Regions from separate parts of the Homo sapiens genome. Here all the other regions are linked to region 1. A link is a contact called in ENCODE Hi-C or POLR2A ChIA-PET data. All regions are on one chromosome and are shown on one strand. Each heading gives the region's core, a stretch centred on a gene start or an enhancer-like site at or near the end of the contact. The rest is flanking DNA. Distances are from core to core; before and after follow the strand shown.

Region 1 (3,645 bases), core at 587-3,086:
TAAGCTTCTTTGCCCCATCACTCTGATTGGGGGCAAACTGTGGCCCATTCCATAGATTAGAAATGGTGGGATCAATTCCAGGGCCTATATGGAAGCTTCTAACTCAGACCCATGAGGCTGGGCATCTTCAAAAGAAGAAGCTACACATTACTCATATTTTACAGCTTCTTGCCCACCCCACCTCTATGCCTGGGCAGGACACACCCTGCTGTAAATTGATCCATGTTGGTAATAATAATAATAATAATATGAGCTAGGAAACCAAGCAGTTCTTACCTGCTCCATGCACTTTACATGTATTCCTTCATTTAACCCTTGCAAACTTAGCATAGTGGCTGGCACACAGTAAAAGCTCAATAAATGTTTGCTGAATATATGAATGAATGAATCAATGAACAAGGCGAGTCTCTTTACTCTGGCCCAGTGCTGGGATTCAGACAGACCCGGGCTCAAATTCTTGCACTGCCACTTACCAATCGGTTCCCTTGGTCAAGTCACTTCCCTTCTTGGAGATTTTAGTTTTCCTGTCGATAAAGTAGGCGTGATGATATCTTCCTATCAGGTTGATGTGAGATTTCAATGAAGCTCCGCATACAAAATGCTTGCATGACACCTAGGGTGGCCCAGAGTAGAAACAAAAGGTTTTTGTTATTGCTATTGTTGTGGATGATGTCATTGTCTCCATCTGTCCACTCGGCTTGCAGTTATGGGTCAGGAATTCAGAGACCAGAGGTCACACATTGGTGATCTGGAGACCTTGTCCAGCTCCCAGATGTATTTTGTTTGGCTAATACAGCACTTCATTGATTTTTTTAAAAAAATCTAATTAGTTGCCAATATTTAGAGATGGGGAGATTTCGCGTAAAATACACTTTGGGGTCTCTCTTGGAATTTCAGATGTTTGGACCACATGAGAATTATATTCACCCAGAGCAGCTGGGCTTTGCTAGAGCTGAGAAGAACCCACTCCCTTATTTATTTATTTAGTTATTTATTTATTATTTTTTGAGACAGAGTCTCACTCTGTTACCCAGGCTGGAGTGCAGTGGCATAATCTTGGCTCACTGCAACTTCCACCTCCTGGGTTCAAGCAATTCTCCTGCCTCAGCTTCCAGAGTAGCTGGGATTACTGTCGTGTGACACCACACCCGGCTAATATTTGTATTTTTAGTAGAGATGGGTTTCACTATGTTGCCCAAGCTGGTCTTGAACTCTTGGACTCAAGTGATCCTCCTGCCTTAGCCTCCCAAAGTGCTGAAATTACAGGCACCCGCCCCTTTAGAAAGGGTATGAGCTCCCATTCTGCCCCAGTCCCCGCCGCTCCCTGTTGCCTCACTCTTGGCCAGCTCCATTCATTTACGTAGTTTGCCTACCACTGGAGTATTTTCCATCTGGAAGCCCTGCTCTAGATTTTCTCTTCCATGAGATCCACCAAGAAAGCTCCAAGTCACAGTTAGCCAAATGGAGTTAAACAAGAAGAAGAAAAACACACACCTCACAGTGATGGTGTGGCCACTTCTCCCAATTTCACAGCCTGGGCCCAGAATGGAGTCGGCACATCCCCTTCAAAGCTCCATCATTCTGAGGATGCTGAATGCCACTTTCCCACCCATGCCCACTGGGGAAGCCCACAGAAAGCCCCCTAAATAGCCCTGATCCCTCCAGGAAAGGGGAGGGCACACCGAGAAAATGGCTCCCATCTGACCAGCCTGGGCACAGCTTCTTGACTCTAATTGGGGATGTGGTAATTAGATGATGGCAAAGTACACCCCAGGCTCAGCTTTCAGCCCCAGGTCCCACCAACAGGCCATCCCACTTGGAAAGTTTGCCTGACATTCCTGAGCCGGGCCGCCTTGCCAAAGAAAACTCAAGCGAGGCTTGTCTTGGCATGGACTCAACCCCTAGCCTCAGCAGGAAAACCAAAAACATTTACACAGCTGGGCCTGCGACGCCCGCTTCCCTCAAGAGTTTGTCAGGGCTTGGATGGCTCGGTAGACTCGGGGGGCACTTCTGAAGGGGACTGTGTTCCCGAGCACGGCCAGGCATCGCCAGCCAGACAGAAAACACCACGGCCACCCCCGGGAGGTGGGAAAGAAGACGCAAGAAAACACGCTCTGGGGAGCCGGAGAGGGGCTACCTGGGGACTGGGTTTTCATCTATTCGTTGATCACTGCACGCCTCCCCCCTCCAGCTGCAACCACATCTGCACGGGTCGTCCTGGCCAGCTCACCACCCGACCTGTGCGTGTTGGCCAAAAAACAATCCAAAGAAGCTGCTTATGGCACGCGGAGCGCCTGGGGCCCCATGCTGACAGCTCTAAAGGACCGCCTCTTCACCGCTCTCTCTTTGCACTCAACTTCCCCATCTCTTTTCCTGGCCGCCTTTCCATGGCATTCTCCGAAGCTCTTCACATTCTCTGTCCTGGGGGCACCCCAATGAGGCCCATTTGGCCTCCTGGTTCTGAATGTCAGGGACTATGAACAGGAAGTCCTGGAGCCAGTGGTTCAAAGCCAGGAGCTCAAACACATTGGTGAACACACTGGGGGTTGCCAAATTATCTGCTAAGTCCCTCGTGAATCCCTCTGGTCCCTCCATCCCAGTGGTCCCCACTGCAGTCCAGGCCACCATCGGTGCAGTGGTGACTGCAGCAGCCTCCTCTCAAACCCTCCCACCTCCACTCCTGCCCTCAGAGTCCATTCTCTGAGCTAAGGATAGCACAACCTTTATTATTCTCTCAATTATAAAACATTTAAAAACTACAGCAAAATGCAGAAAATATGACTTTGCATAATTGAATGATTCACTATCAAGCAAATACCCATGTAACCACCAGCCAGCGCAAGAAACAACCTAAAGCACTTTCTCTTTTTTCTTTTTCTTTTTTCTTTTTTTTTTTTTTTTGAGGCGGGGTCTCGCTCTCTTGCCCAGGCTGGAGTGTAGTGGCACGATCTCTGCTCACTGCAAACTCCAGCTCCCAGGTTCAAGCAATTCTCCTGCCTCAGCCTCCCAAGTAGCTGAGATTACAGGCGTCCACCACCATGCCCAGCTAATTTTTGTATTTTTAGTAGGGAAGTGGTTTCACCATGTTGGTCAGGCTGGTCTCAAACTCCTGACCTCAAGTGATCTGCCTGCCTCAGCCTCCCAAAGTGCTGGGATTACAGGCGTGAGCCACCGCGCCCAGCCAGAAGCACTTTCTTGACTCTCTTCGATTCTACTCCCTCCCTCCCCACAATATTTCATGACTATCCTGACTTTTGTGGTCATGATTTCCTTGCGTTTTCTTCAGACCTAAAAACAACATAGTTTAGCCTTGTCTGTTTTGGGGTTTTATGTAAAGGGAATAGTCATAGTAATCATATTATTATTATTTTGTGTCTGGTTTCTTCTTTCCAATATTATACAGTGAGATTTCTCCATGTTATTGCACAGAGCTATAGTCTATTCATTTTCACTGCTGTATAATATTCTTTTGTGTGAACATACCAGAGTTTTAAAATCTGTTTTACTGTTGATGTGGTTTGGGTCATTTCCAGCTGGGAGATGTTGTAAAACTAGAAATAGTCTTAGCCCAAGTACCTGGCACATAGCAGGGTTTACAGTCACAAACAGGTTCCAGAGTCAAGCACAAGTTCAAACAAAGCTGTA
Region 2 (3,645 bases), core at 552-3,051, 360 kb after region 1:
CAAGGCCAAAGGTCAACTATAGTCCTGTCCTGGCTCTGCGCCTGTGCTGTGTGACCTTGGCCAAGTTGCCTGCCCTCTCTGGGCTTTCGTTATCTCAACTGGAAAATGTTGTAGGGGAGGGGCACAAAAAACAGGAGAAGGTCTTTCCCATTCTAGAATTCTACCTAAACTTTCACATCAGTGCCATATTGATAGTGAAAAACCACAAGCTTGTGTTTTAGATGTTCACCTACTACAATGTCACAGGGTCTATCACTGTCAAGTCTGGACGTCTAAGCTGCCAAGGCGAGTCCGAATATCTCCACGTACACACACCCAGGCAGGGAAAACTGGGTCAGCAGACACTGGCCCATGGCGGCCAGTGCAACAAGCTCTCAAAGACTTTCCACGATGATGCCGCCGCAGGCTCCTGCTGGTCTGCCTGAAGTCAGCCTTCTAAGAAGTTCTGAATTTCCATTCCTCCCAAAATGGCCACAGAGGCCTTGGCAGAGAGCCGGCCCCTGAGAACTGCCCCTCAGAGGGTACTCGGGAGCTGGAAGCAGCCCCTTTCCCAGAAGTCGTATAAAGGGGAGCAGGACTGGGGACCCTGGATCTCCCCTGCAGTCATACAGAAGCCAGGAGCAGGGGATGCACCTAGGGGATCACAGGCACTCCCAGGGAGCAGGGAACTGAGCCTCCTCCCAGGCCAGGCCAGGCCTGAGTGCACACGGCTCAGATTTCAGGACCAGTTTCTCTGTTTGTTGAAACCGCCAAACACCCCCATATCCACCCAAAATGTGGGCAAACCCAGCCTTTCTCTCTATTTCAGCCTCAATGTGGATGGACTGTCAAAAAACACAACCGCCATTACCATCCGCTACACAATCTAATGTCAAAAATCTCAGACGCAGAGGAGGGAAGGTAGGGGCCTGCTGAGAACTAGGACACCAGTTTTTGCAGGCTTAAAAACAGATCAATTTTACTCTAAAGTTTAAAATGAAACATGCTCTTGTTTGGGGAAAGAATTTCATTAGGGGGAAAATATAATATAAAAATACCCATTTAGAAAGAATGTGCTATTAATTCTTAGCACTCTATGCAGAGGGGAAAATTGCATTTTTATCTAAATGGTTTTTCTGCATAAGCCATTTACAATATTCTTTGCCTGTCTGTAATAGGCCCTGCTACCATTAGTACTGGGACAACCAGGCTGAGGGCTGAAATCGCCCTCAAACACATTTAATACATAACCTCTGAAAATCTATTCCAACAGGGACCTTAGCGAACAGGCCGGCATTCCTTTTTTTAAGGAAGAAATAAATACTGCTGGGTTGTGGGTCGGGGGGAGTTGGGGAGTGGTGTGCTGATGCCGAAGGAAGGGACAAGATGGTTTAAGTTAAAAACAAATGGTATGAGTCCCTTTAGCCAGATGTAAAATTGCAATCGTTTTTTGGTTGGACGATTGCAACTATTTGATCGCCGGCATCTATATAGATGTGCGTGCTGGCATCCGCCACACACACACACACACACACACACACACACACACACACACGGGTTTCCATCAAACAAGCAAACAAGGAAAGGATGAAATTTGGGATATGAAAACAAACTATTTTTAAACGCTAAAGCAAACACACCAAGATAGTAATACTGCTATTTTCCCATTAAACCAAGTTTGTCTCAATTTGAAAAGCGAGAATAATCTAAACAATACTTCCAAACAAACTGCTCGGAGTCTGGGTGTTGTGGCCTCCGCCGTTCCTAACAACGGAAAAACCCCCTCTGTCGAGAAGCAAAAACACAGGCAGGGATGGGGCCGGCCGCTTCTCCACGTCCGGCCACGTCGCACCAAAGGAGTCCTCCCCCACATCTTACGCCTGGACGCCAAGACGTCTCAAACTTAAAAATGCAATACTTTTTCTTTTTTCCAAAAAGTTTTTTTAAAGTCTTCCAGCTCTTTCTCTCTTCGATTCCCAAAATAACTACTTACTTAATACCAAATGTTGGGGAACTAAATTAGTTCATTAAGGAAATGCAGGGGCCGTGATGGGCACCGAGCGTGGGGGCTCTTGCAACTTCGCTGCCATAAGCCAGAACGCCTCTGGCTGCTCTCTTCCGGCTTTACCTAGCCCATAAATTCTTCCTTTAAAACCAGGAGTCTAGAAATGTCATAATTATAGCTGATACAGGTAACAGGTGTGCCCCCCCCCCATGGCCCCTCCCAGCCCCACCACGGCCATCCAGACAAGCCTCTGGAAGATTTAGTGGTCTTGCCTGGGGTGTCGTAATTACCGGAAACGACTCCAGTTTTAAGGGTTAGATAAAGACCCTCTCCAAATTTAAGGCCAGACACCAATGTCCATTAGACTTTAACGGGCCCACATAAAAAAAGAAATTGTATCCTCATCTCTCCAAATGCCTGTTTCCTCAGCGCCTTCAGTTCATTTCAGGCTGGCTCAGCGCCGCAAAGACTCCGTCTGGCCCTCACTCTGCAAAGGCAAGGCCTTGGTGGGAACCGACGAGATGAGCGAGGAATTAAGCAAATGGTGGGGGGTGCCGAAAACACCATTTCTCAAAAACTGTTATGGCCGAACCCTGGCATTTTGATGGTTGTTTTTTGAGTGGAATTTTAGCCCATCTTCTGAAGGCAGAGAGACAGGAAGGCTGTGGGGAGCCCAGAGAGGAAGAGGGGGGCCCCCCAAAGAAGCCAGGCTGAAGTGCTCGCACCATCAAAATGACACATGCTCCCCTTTACAGACTCAGTGTTAGGAAAGGCCAAAGCTGAGGGCTGTTTTGCTTTGTTATTCCTTTTCTCAGCTTCCGAGACTTATGCATACTTTTTCTTCCTTCTTTGGAAGTCAAACGATGCATTTCTTAAAAGTTAAACACACACACACACACACACACACATCCTCCTACCACCACCACCACCATGTGTCAAGGAAGCAGCATAAAAGGTACTGCAAAGAGGTTGAAGATTCCCAACTGTCCACCCATGTGCAGAGACCTCTGGCCCACACGAGTGCTCAACTCCCAGTCAATTAAGAATTAATGCTGGGAAACTCTCAGGGTCGGAGAACCAAGGCACCAGAAGGAAGCCCGTGTTCTTTGGCCGTCTCCAAGGTTCTGGGAGGCTGGGTTTGCTCAACGACTGGGCTTTTTCTCCCTCCTCCTGGACGAGTGATGGTGAAAGGCGCCACTCGCCTCCTCTTCCTGTCCTGAGGAGGTGGTGGGAACCTAGACTACTGGTGGCCATTATTCTATGCCAGGCAATCCGGGCCCATTAATGCCCGTGCGCACACACACACACACACACACACTTCTAATCCCAGCAAAATGCTTCACAGGCGCTGAGCACAAAATAAATGCTTATTAACTAAACTGACCCAAAATAGTGAAATGTACAAGTAAATTAATCATGCCTTTCCCGGAGGCCTAACAGGATTACAAATTCGGCAAAAATTGACCGCATGGAGATCAATACGCGTCTACTTCAAACTGAACGAGGCCAAAACTTTGCATGAGCTTCTTCTTGGGGGAGAAAATTATTTATTCATTTCTTATTAAGACTTCTCAGGCCTGTGTGGTATGTGTGCACGTGCACGTGCGTGTGTGCACGCAAGCAAAGCCCGGCAAAAGGCATTCAAAGCTTTCTGCCCAGAC
Region 3 (3,645 bases), core at 815-3,314, 330 kb after region 1:
GTAACTATGGCAGGTAATCTTCCTAAATGTGTTCTTTGCTCCTGAGATGGGGAATTTCCTGGATGTAATTAAACGTTTTACCAGCTTAATGCCAGTCTGGGGAGCTTCTGTTCACACTCTGCCTTAGTGTGATGTTTTCCAGGGTAGAGTCATTGGAGACACGTGTAAGCTGTTTGCCTCCACACTGAATGGCCGCGCTGCAGCTCTCAATCTGCCGCCATCATTTCTGACTCATCTTCCCGCTCCAACCTGGCATTGGGCGCCCACCTACATTAGCCCTCTGATCTGCTGTGGGCTGTGAAAGAAGGTAACTGCACCTGTTATAATTAGGTGTAAAATACAAGTTCAGAGGTTCTGATTCAGTAGTCTAGCACAAGGCCAGAAATCTGGAGTTAACAAGAGCCCTTAGGTGTTTCTGCGGCCAGGGTTCTGTGGACCATGCTTTGAGAAACACTGAGAGGTAAAGGTGCAAAAGGGAAGGACAGGAATGGTCTGCAGTGGCCTCAGGTCTGAGGCTGCAGATGCCGGAGTGAAGCCACTGCCCAAAGAGTGGCCCATAGGCAAACCGATCCTTTTACAGGGCTGGTGCTCACAGTGAGCTTCCAGCTAGATGTTACTTGCTCCACTTAAGAAACAAAAAAACTGGGGGCTGTAGTTAAGCCGCTTGCCCAAGGTCCATGGCTGTAAGGGGAGGAAGCAGCATGCGCCCCAGGACAGCGTGACTCCAGACCGCCATCGGCTGCCCTGTGGTAAGATTATGGTGCTGATGCTGACGCTTTATGCACATGAAGCCCTTCCTACATGTTGTGTCCAGTGCATTGTCTCCGATAACAACCCCACGAGCTAGACCCCTTTCAAAGATGAGGAAAAGGTGGAGCTGAGAAGCTGCATAACTTGCAGGAGATTCCCAGGCTTACTAGGATCTGAAACTGAACACTAGAACCCAGAAGCATAAGCATCACCCTACACAGCCACTGGGGGGGGCACTTCCGTTGCCCCCTCCCTCCTACATGAGTCAGATACAGGGTTCTTGGCCCCCAAAGGATCTTTCCCCCAAGGAGACATTGGGCAATGTTTAGATAGGTTTTTTTTTTTTTTTTTTTTTGGCATCTAGTGGGTGGAGGCCAGGAATGCCGTTCAACCTCCTCAAATGCCTAGTTGCCCCCCTTACACTCCAGCAAAGAATTAACAGGCCCAAAATGTCAATAGTGCCAAGGTTGAGAAATACTGAAATGACCCAACTTAGAACATCAACACACACACAGACACACACACACAGACACACCCACTACAGCATCCAAACCTACACCCCTACGTCCCATAGAATCTGAAGAGACTGATGTAAAAAGGGGATAGAGTTGGGAGGAAACAAAGAAAGCGAGCCCCACCCACAAATATACCACAGTCACCATTAACGTCATATTTATTGTTATTTAACTGCTCAGGAAAACATATACAGGTATATACAATATGCAGGAATACAGAAGACTGCACTTTACATATTTTTTTAAAAAAGAAAGAAAAAAATAACACTCAATTTCATGAGCTATTGTCACAGTCTTCCAACCAAGCATTTCAGAAATGAATTTCTTTTAAGAGTCAAAAAAGATTACAGGATTGCCTAACACACAGCAGAGTTAAGTTTTCATATTTTACATGTGCAATAACATTTTCGTTTTCTTTCCCAAAGAGTTTGCTATGCAGTACTGATTACCAGTGTTCGGAGTCTAGTGTGTAGGGTGTGTTTTTCATTTACTTTTATTCTTTCCATTAAACCAAATTTAATGAAATAACATCCTTTTGCTTAAGGCTATTTTTAAAGCTGTTTCATTCTGGGGTCGTGGGGAGCGAGAAAGTTTTTAAAACTTCAGGGGTTTCTGAGGTTGCCAGGACCATGAGCTAATTGGCAAAGTGTTGATGACTCAACGCTGGGAAAGTCAAAGACAGAAGTTAAGACACTTTGCTCCCCGGCCTTAAGCAATTAAGGAGAAATCATTCCTGTTTCAAAAGTAAAATGATGAGGCTCTCAAACAGCTGTACACTGCAGAATCAGAGGGGTCATGGAGTCTTGCCCAGAATACGGTCAACTCTCCCACAGCCCATGGTGGGGGGAAATTCCCTTCCCTTTCCATTCCTTTTGTAGCAGAACGCAGGAACTGCCTCGGCTCACACCTTTCTCGCTGATCAATTCATGCCACCTGCTTTGTCTGCCCTCTGAAGGCGGGGTTTGCTCCTCGTCAAGACTGCCCAGGCGAGAACCGCAGACTCAGACCCCAGCCAAAAGGACCGGCAGAAGGAAAGAGGGGAGAAGGGAGGGGAAAGAGTGAGGTTTTTCTGAAAGCTCCTCTCCCTTCGCTGAAAAGTTCTTTGAAATAAACAACGTGGGTGTTGTATGGTGAGCCCAGAGCCTTCAGGTCACTTGCTTTAGAAAGCCCAGATCTGCAAACTCTGAGGACCTGGAGGGGGTGGGGGAGCTCAAAGTGGAGCGTTTTAGTAAGACACGCTCGTTAACAAAAACTGAAATTAAATAGATAACCATCACGGTTATATATTTGGGTGAAGTGATATCAGTTACTTCCTGTCTAACCCACCGGGGAATCTATGTGCCCCCCACCACAAGCCATAAATGGCTTTTGCAGGCATCAGCAGCACCCAAAGTTGCCTGCCCCTGCCAACCACCACTCATCTCTGCTCAGAGCAGTTATTCCTTTGTGAGATGCTTGGGACATGGCTCTAGTTTTGCAACAGGGTGAGATTCCAAAAAAATGTTGGGGAGGGGGCAGAGGAATTCCAGAGTTCAAAACTAAAAGGCGCAGGAATCAAAGTCATTTCATTCTATTCTCTTTCTCTGTCCTCTAGCCCTCAGGAGTCTGCAGATCCCTGCAAAGGCTCAGAGAAGGCTGAGCAGGCTGAGCAAGAGGGTGCCTCATCCCTCCCAGGGGTGGGGTTGCCCAGGCTGGACTGGGGATGGAATGGGAGAGGTGGAGGAGATACACGCAGTCCCCTCCTTCTTCCCTGGGATGCCCGGCCAGGAACAGCTTTCAGAAAAGGGAAAGGGCTGAGAACAGCCTCCTCCAACTCCAGCACCCAAGGCACGGGCAGCAGCCTTGCTCCAAAGACTGCAGGCTGGGAGCACACCATCCCCCATGCAGACCAAAGGCTGCTTAGCACAGCGTGAAAATGCAGGGCCTGGGCATTTGCGAGGAGGCCCAGAAAAGGAGAGAAAACACTGCTGTCGAACATTCCAACTCCTTCCCACAGAGCAGAGCTGGACACGTCCTCACGTCCATCGCAGAGAGGGGCGGCTTCCAGCAGGAGAAGAGAGAACTCAAGTGGAAGGGAACTGAAGGCTGAGCACTGTGTTTGCAGGAATGAAAATATATTTTCTTAGGGAACAGACAAAACAAAATCCCAGGCGGAATACCTAAGAGGGGCATTCATTGTTTGGCTCCTGCCTGACTGATGACACTGGGGTGTCAATATATAACATTGTGATGACAATTGGACTTTCACCCGGCAATATTCCAGAACTACTATTCTCCAGGATTTCCATTTTAATAAGCAGTGAACAAAGCAAAAAGAAAATAAAAGGGGAGGGGGTAAGAAAAGGAAAAAGAATAAAAAAGAAAGCAACTCTTGTCTTAT
Region 4 (3,645 bases), core at 795-3,294, 290 kb after region 1:
CTTACTGCCATCCCTTTTTCTGTCCATTATAGATGCTTCCTGAAGGATTGTGGGGCACGTTCAGGGCATGGGAAAAATGTGTTAATGGTAGAATGTCTGTCAGAGCATTTTCCTATCAAGCTGTTCTTCTTCCCCACAGAAGATGCTTAAGGAATAAGACAGATGCCAAAAATAATGAGGCCAAGAGCTGTCGTGGTCCTTGCCTAGCAAATTCACAGCTTCAAGCCATTCAGGCCCTGGGGCAGCCATAGAGAGGGAAGGAGTAGAGAGCCCTCGGGGGTCTTCGGGGGCTGGGCACCTCTCTGCATTAGGCTAACAGTGGGGCCTGGGGTTTCAGAGCTGAGGGCAAGTTCCCATCAGCAAGGCTGTGAGAGCATTTAGTGAATGCCTACTGGATGCTAGGCCTGTGCACTAGTGAATAATAATAAATGAGGAAGCTAGATCAGAGGGAGAAGACCTACACTTAGTAGGTGGTTTTTAACTGCTTATTGGTTGAATGAGTGGACCTTCAGAGATCCGATCCATGGATAGCCTTCACGCCCCAAATGGCCAGGTCAGTATGGGCAGGGGAGGCACTAACCTGGCTGAACATGGGGAGGGAGCAGAGAAGGCTCATGAACTGAGTTGAGCCTTAAAGAATGAGGTCTTAGCAACGAGAAATCCTGTGTGAAGGGGTGGAGAGAAATTCCTGGGAGGAGCAAAGGAGCAACATGCCTCCAGAATACACAGGGAAGAGGGGAGGCTCCAAGCGCAGCAGGGACCTTACAGATCATGCTAAAGAGCTCAGGCTTTGGAGTGGAGCATGGGGGAGCTATGGGAGGGCTTTGAGCAAGGGAGTGGCCTGATTTAGATTTGGGCTTAAGAAAAACCTCTCTAGCCACTATCAGATAGCTTAGAAGGAGAAATCCCGGAGGATGTTAGCATCAATCAGGTGAGTGATACTGGGGGCTGAGACTGATGCCAGAGATTTCAGAAGCAAAATCAAAAAGCTTGGCAGCTTTTGGAGTCAGATGGAAGGCAGCGTGGAGAAGGGGGCCCAGGGAAAGAAATAGGAAGCTCAAGTTCAAGGCCTGGCCTTCTGGGGCTGGGGTGCAGTTTCCTCTTCGGAAAATGGGACTTCATAATGTCTGCCCTGCTAAACTCAGAGAGTTGGCATGAAAAGCAAGTGATAGGATGACTGGGAAAATGCCTTGAATTGTATACAGCAGGGTCGGCAAAGGTTCCCTGTAAAGAGCCAGACAGTAACTACTTTAGGCTTTGTGAGCCATAAGTTCTCTGTCCCTCCTACCACTCAACTCTGCACCACAGACCATACATAAACACGTGGGTGTGGCCGTATTCCAATCAAACTTTATTAGCCCGGGGGTTGTGGTTTGCCAACCCGATTTAAGGCGATATGCAAATACCACCACTTTCTTCTGAGCACTCCTGATATCTCTTCTCTCTTGGCCCTGATTTCTTCCTATTTGTTCTGTCTCCAAAGATCACAGCCCAGAGAAAAAGAAAGTACACTTGGCCCTCCATATATGTGGGTTCCACATCCATGGACTCAACAAACCAGAGTGAAAATATTTGGAAAAAATAAAATGGATGGTTGTGCCTGTACTGAACATGACTTTTTTCCTTGTCATTATTCCCTAAACAATACAGTATAACAACTCTTCACATAGCATTTACATTGTATTGGTATTATAACTAGTTTAGAAATGATTTAAAGTATGTGGGAGGATATGCGTAGGTTATATGCAGATAATACTCCCTTTGTATATAAAGGACTTGAGCATCTGTGGATTTTCATACCCATGTGGTATCCTGGCACAAATTCCCCCTGGATGCTGAGGGATGACTCTACTTCTCCCTAGGTACTCATTGTATAAATGAGGAAACTAGATGAGAGTGAGAAGACCTACACTTAGTAGGTGGTTTTTAACTACTTATTGGTTGAATGAATGTACCTTAGGAGATCCAATCCATGAATAGCATTCATGCCCCAAATGGCCAATCTTATATTCGTGGCAGACATCACAAATCAATCCCAGCATGCTTCTCCGTGGAGCATTGATTCGGCTTCTAAATTCTCAAGTCAACGTTCCAAGTAGTCACCTTCTATTGAGATCAGCACATAAGAAGAAATGCAAACTAGTTCAACCCTTCTATTTTGTAGATGAGGAAATGGAGGCAAAATAAGGTGTCATGGGGGGTCTGGGTGGACCAGCTGGTGCCCTCTGGCTGCCTGTTTCATCCAGCCTGTCCAGAAGCTCCAGAGAAGCCCTCGTCCAGCTGGGAAGGCAGGGGGTGCCAGAGAGAAGCACAGCTGGACAGCTGGCATGGGCTCATCCCAGCGCCTCCCTGCCCAGCCACACTGCGATCGGCTCTGGCGGTGTCCCTTCTGTCCCCCACCCGCCTGCTCCCCACAGCTGCTCTTTTGAAAGCCCTGCATGGGAAGCTGTTGATGCGTCTCTCTGTTCCCTTTTCAGACCATTGTCCCCTCGCTGGCGCCAGCCGTGTTCTTCTCTTGGCTGCTTAATTAACAGTATTATTAAAGCCTAGAGGAAAGAGTCACCCAGATCCTCCCTCAAAGCCACTCATGCTTGGGAAGAGGAGCTGCAGGCAGACAGGAAGCAGGGGCTGGTGCCAGGAGATGCCCCCTCCCCGCCTCCAGGGCCCTTCACTTGCCAATGCCCAGTCGAACCACTTTTCCCCACCTTCCTGGGGCAGCCATTGAGGGCCTGGGAGGGAAGAGGCAGGGAGGAGGTGACTTGCAGCAAGCTTGTCTGGAAATACCCAGATCTGGTTGATAAACCCTGCTCTCAGCAATGGGTGCCAGTCTTCGGGGAGAGGAGCTAGTCCCCCAGCCCTGGGATCAGCTCAGAACTCAACAGTCACATCCTCACTACCTCCATGCAGAGAAGAAGCAGAAGCAGTAGCGGGAAAACATGTCCAGTAGCTGTGTGACCTTGGGCCAAACCATCGCTGTCTCTGTGCTCAATTTCTCCTGTGTAAAAAGTGCTTCTAATGCACCTAGTCCGGTGCTAAGCACTTCATGTGCATTATCTTACCTATTCCTTGTTCCAGTAATCTACTGCTGTATTACAGATTACCCCAAAACATGGTGCCTTAAAGCAACAACAATCATAATCTGTAATTTATGCAGGGTGCAGCGGGATAGCTCATCTCAGCTCCACATGGCATCAGCTGAGACAACTTAACTGTGGGGCAGAGAACCCACCTCCAAAATAGCTCACTCACATGATTGGCAAATTGGTTTTAGCTGTTAGCTGGGAGCTCAGCAGGAGCTATCCACTGGGGGCATGGGGGTGGGTCTCCATTCCTCTCCATGGGCTTCTTGGGCTTCCTCACAACATGGCAGCCAGGTTCTGGGAAGGAGTAACTTAGGAGAACCAGGCACAAGTGCATGGCATTGTCATGACCTAACCTCAGAAGTCATAGCATCACCTCCATGCTACTCTGCTGATTGAGGCAATTCAAATGCCCACCCAAGTTCAAGGAGAGGGAACTTCCACTCAACTTCTTGATGAGAAAATGGTGAGATTCTACAAGGGCATAAGGAATGAGAGATGTGGTTATGACCATCTTTGAAAAACACAATCTGCCACATTCTTCAAAACAACTGGAAGGTCAGTG

The links. Hi-C counts contacts between places; a loop is a spot of excess contacts on that map. ChIA-PET counts read pairs that join two places held with the same protein, here RNA polymerase II (POLR2A). Pooled maps may share reads with other maps.
Region 2: a loop to region 1 is called in a pooled map, with 2.9 times the contacts of the local background. The contact joins two enhancer-like sites. A Hi-C loop is called at or near these places in 1 of 168 maps with a recorded cell type or tissue (cardiac septum) and 2 of 50 pooled maps. POLR2A ChIA-PET finds 5 or more read pairs at or near these places in 2 of 52 experiments (BJ and OCI-LY7).
Region 3: a map of chondrocyte shows a loop between it and region 1 (2.6-fold over the local background). The contact joins two enhancer-like sites. A Hi-C loop is called at or near these places in 1 of 168 maps with a recorded cell type or tissue (chondrocyte) and 1 of 50 pooled maps. POLR2A ChIA-PET finds 5 or more read pairs at or near these places in 2 of 52 experiments (MCF 10A and WTC11).
Region 4: a loop to region 1 is called in a map of mammary epithelial cell, with 3 times the contacts of the local background. The contact joins the promoter of CPMER here to the enhancer-like site in region 1. A Hi-C loop is called at or near these places in 2 of 168 maps with a recorded cell type or tissue (chondrocyte and mammary epithelial cell). POLR2A ChIA-PET finds 5 or more read pairs at or near these places in 2 of 52 experiments (AG04449 and MCF 10A).

The regions. Positions count from the first base shown.
Region 1 is chr22:27,419,000-27,422,644 of GRCh38, forward strand. No RefSeq gene overlaps it. Among named protein-coding and RNA genes, the nearest start is that of LINC02554, 110 kb to the left of the region's middle. Within about 2 kb of position 1,837, at least 18 of the 41 ENCODE cell types and tissues checked have a DNase peak (open chromatin) inside an H3K27ac peak, as active enhancers do; they include mammary epithelial cell, where a contact is called at or near this core.
Region 2 is chr22:27,783,564-27,787,208 of GRCh38, forward strand. The region is part of intron 1 of MN1 (MN1 proto-oncogene, transcriptional regulator); the gene reads right to left. Among named protein-coding and RNA genes, the nearest start is that of MN1, 16 kb to the right of the region's middle. RefSeq lists an enhancer at 1,834-2,361. Within about 2 kb of position 1,802, at least 4 of the 41 ENCODE cell types and tissues checked have a DNase peak (open chromatin) inside an H3K27ac peak, as active enhancers do.
Region 3 is chr22:27,746,872-27,750,516 of GRCh38, forward strand. It overlaps MN1 (MN1 proto-oncogene, transcriptional regulator), which reads right to left. Exons shown (of 2, transcript NM_002430.3): 2 at 1,406-3,645. Among named protein-coding and RNA genes, the nearest start is that of CPMER, 34 kb to the left of the region's middle. RefSeq lists enhancers at 65-565, 2,582-3,452. Within about 2 kb of position 2,065, at least 7 of the 41 ENCODE cell types and tissues checked have a DNase peak (open chromatin) inside an H3K27ac peak, as active enhancers do.
Region 4 is chr22:27,712,926-27,716,570 of GRCh38, forward strand. CPMER (cytoplasmic mesoderm regulator) reads right to left here and starts at 2,045. Exons shown (of 5, transcript NR_186699.1): 1 at 1,956-2,045.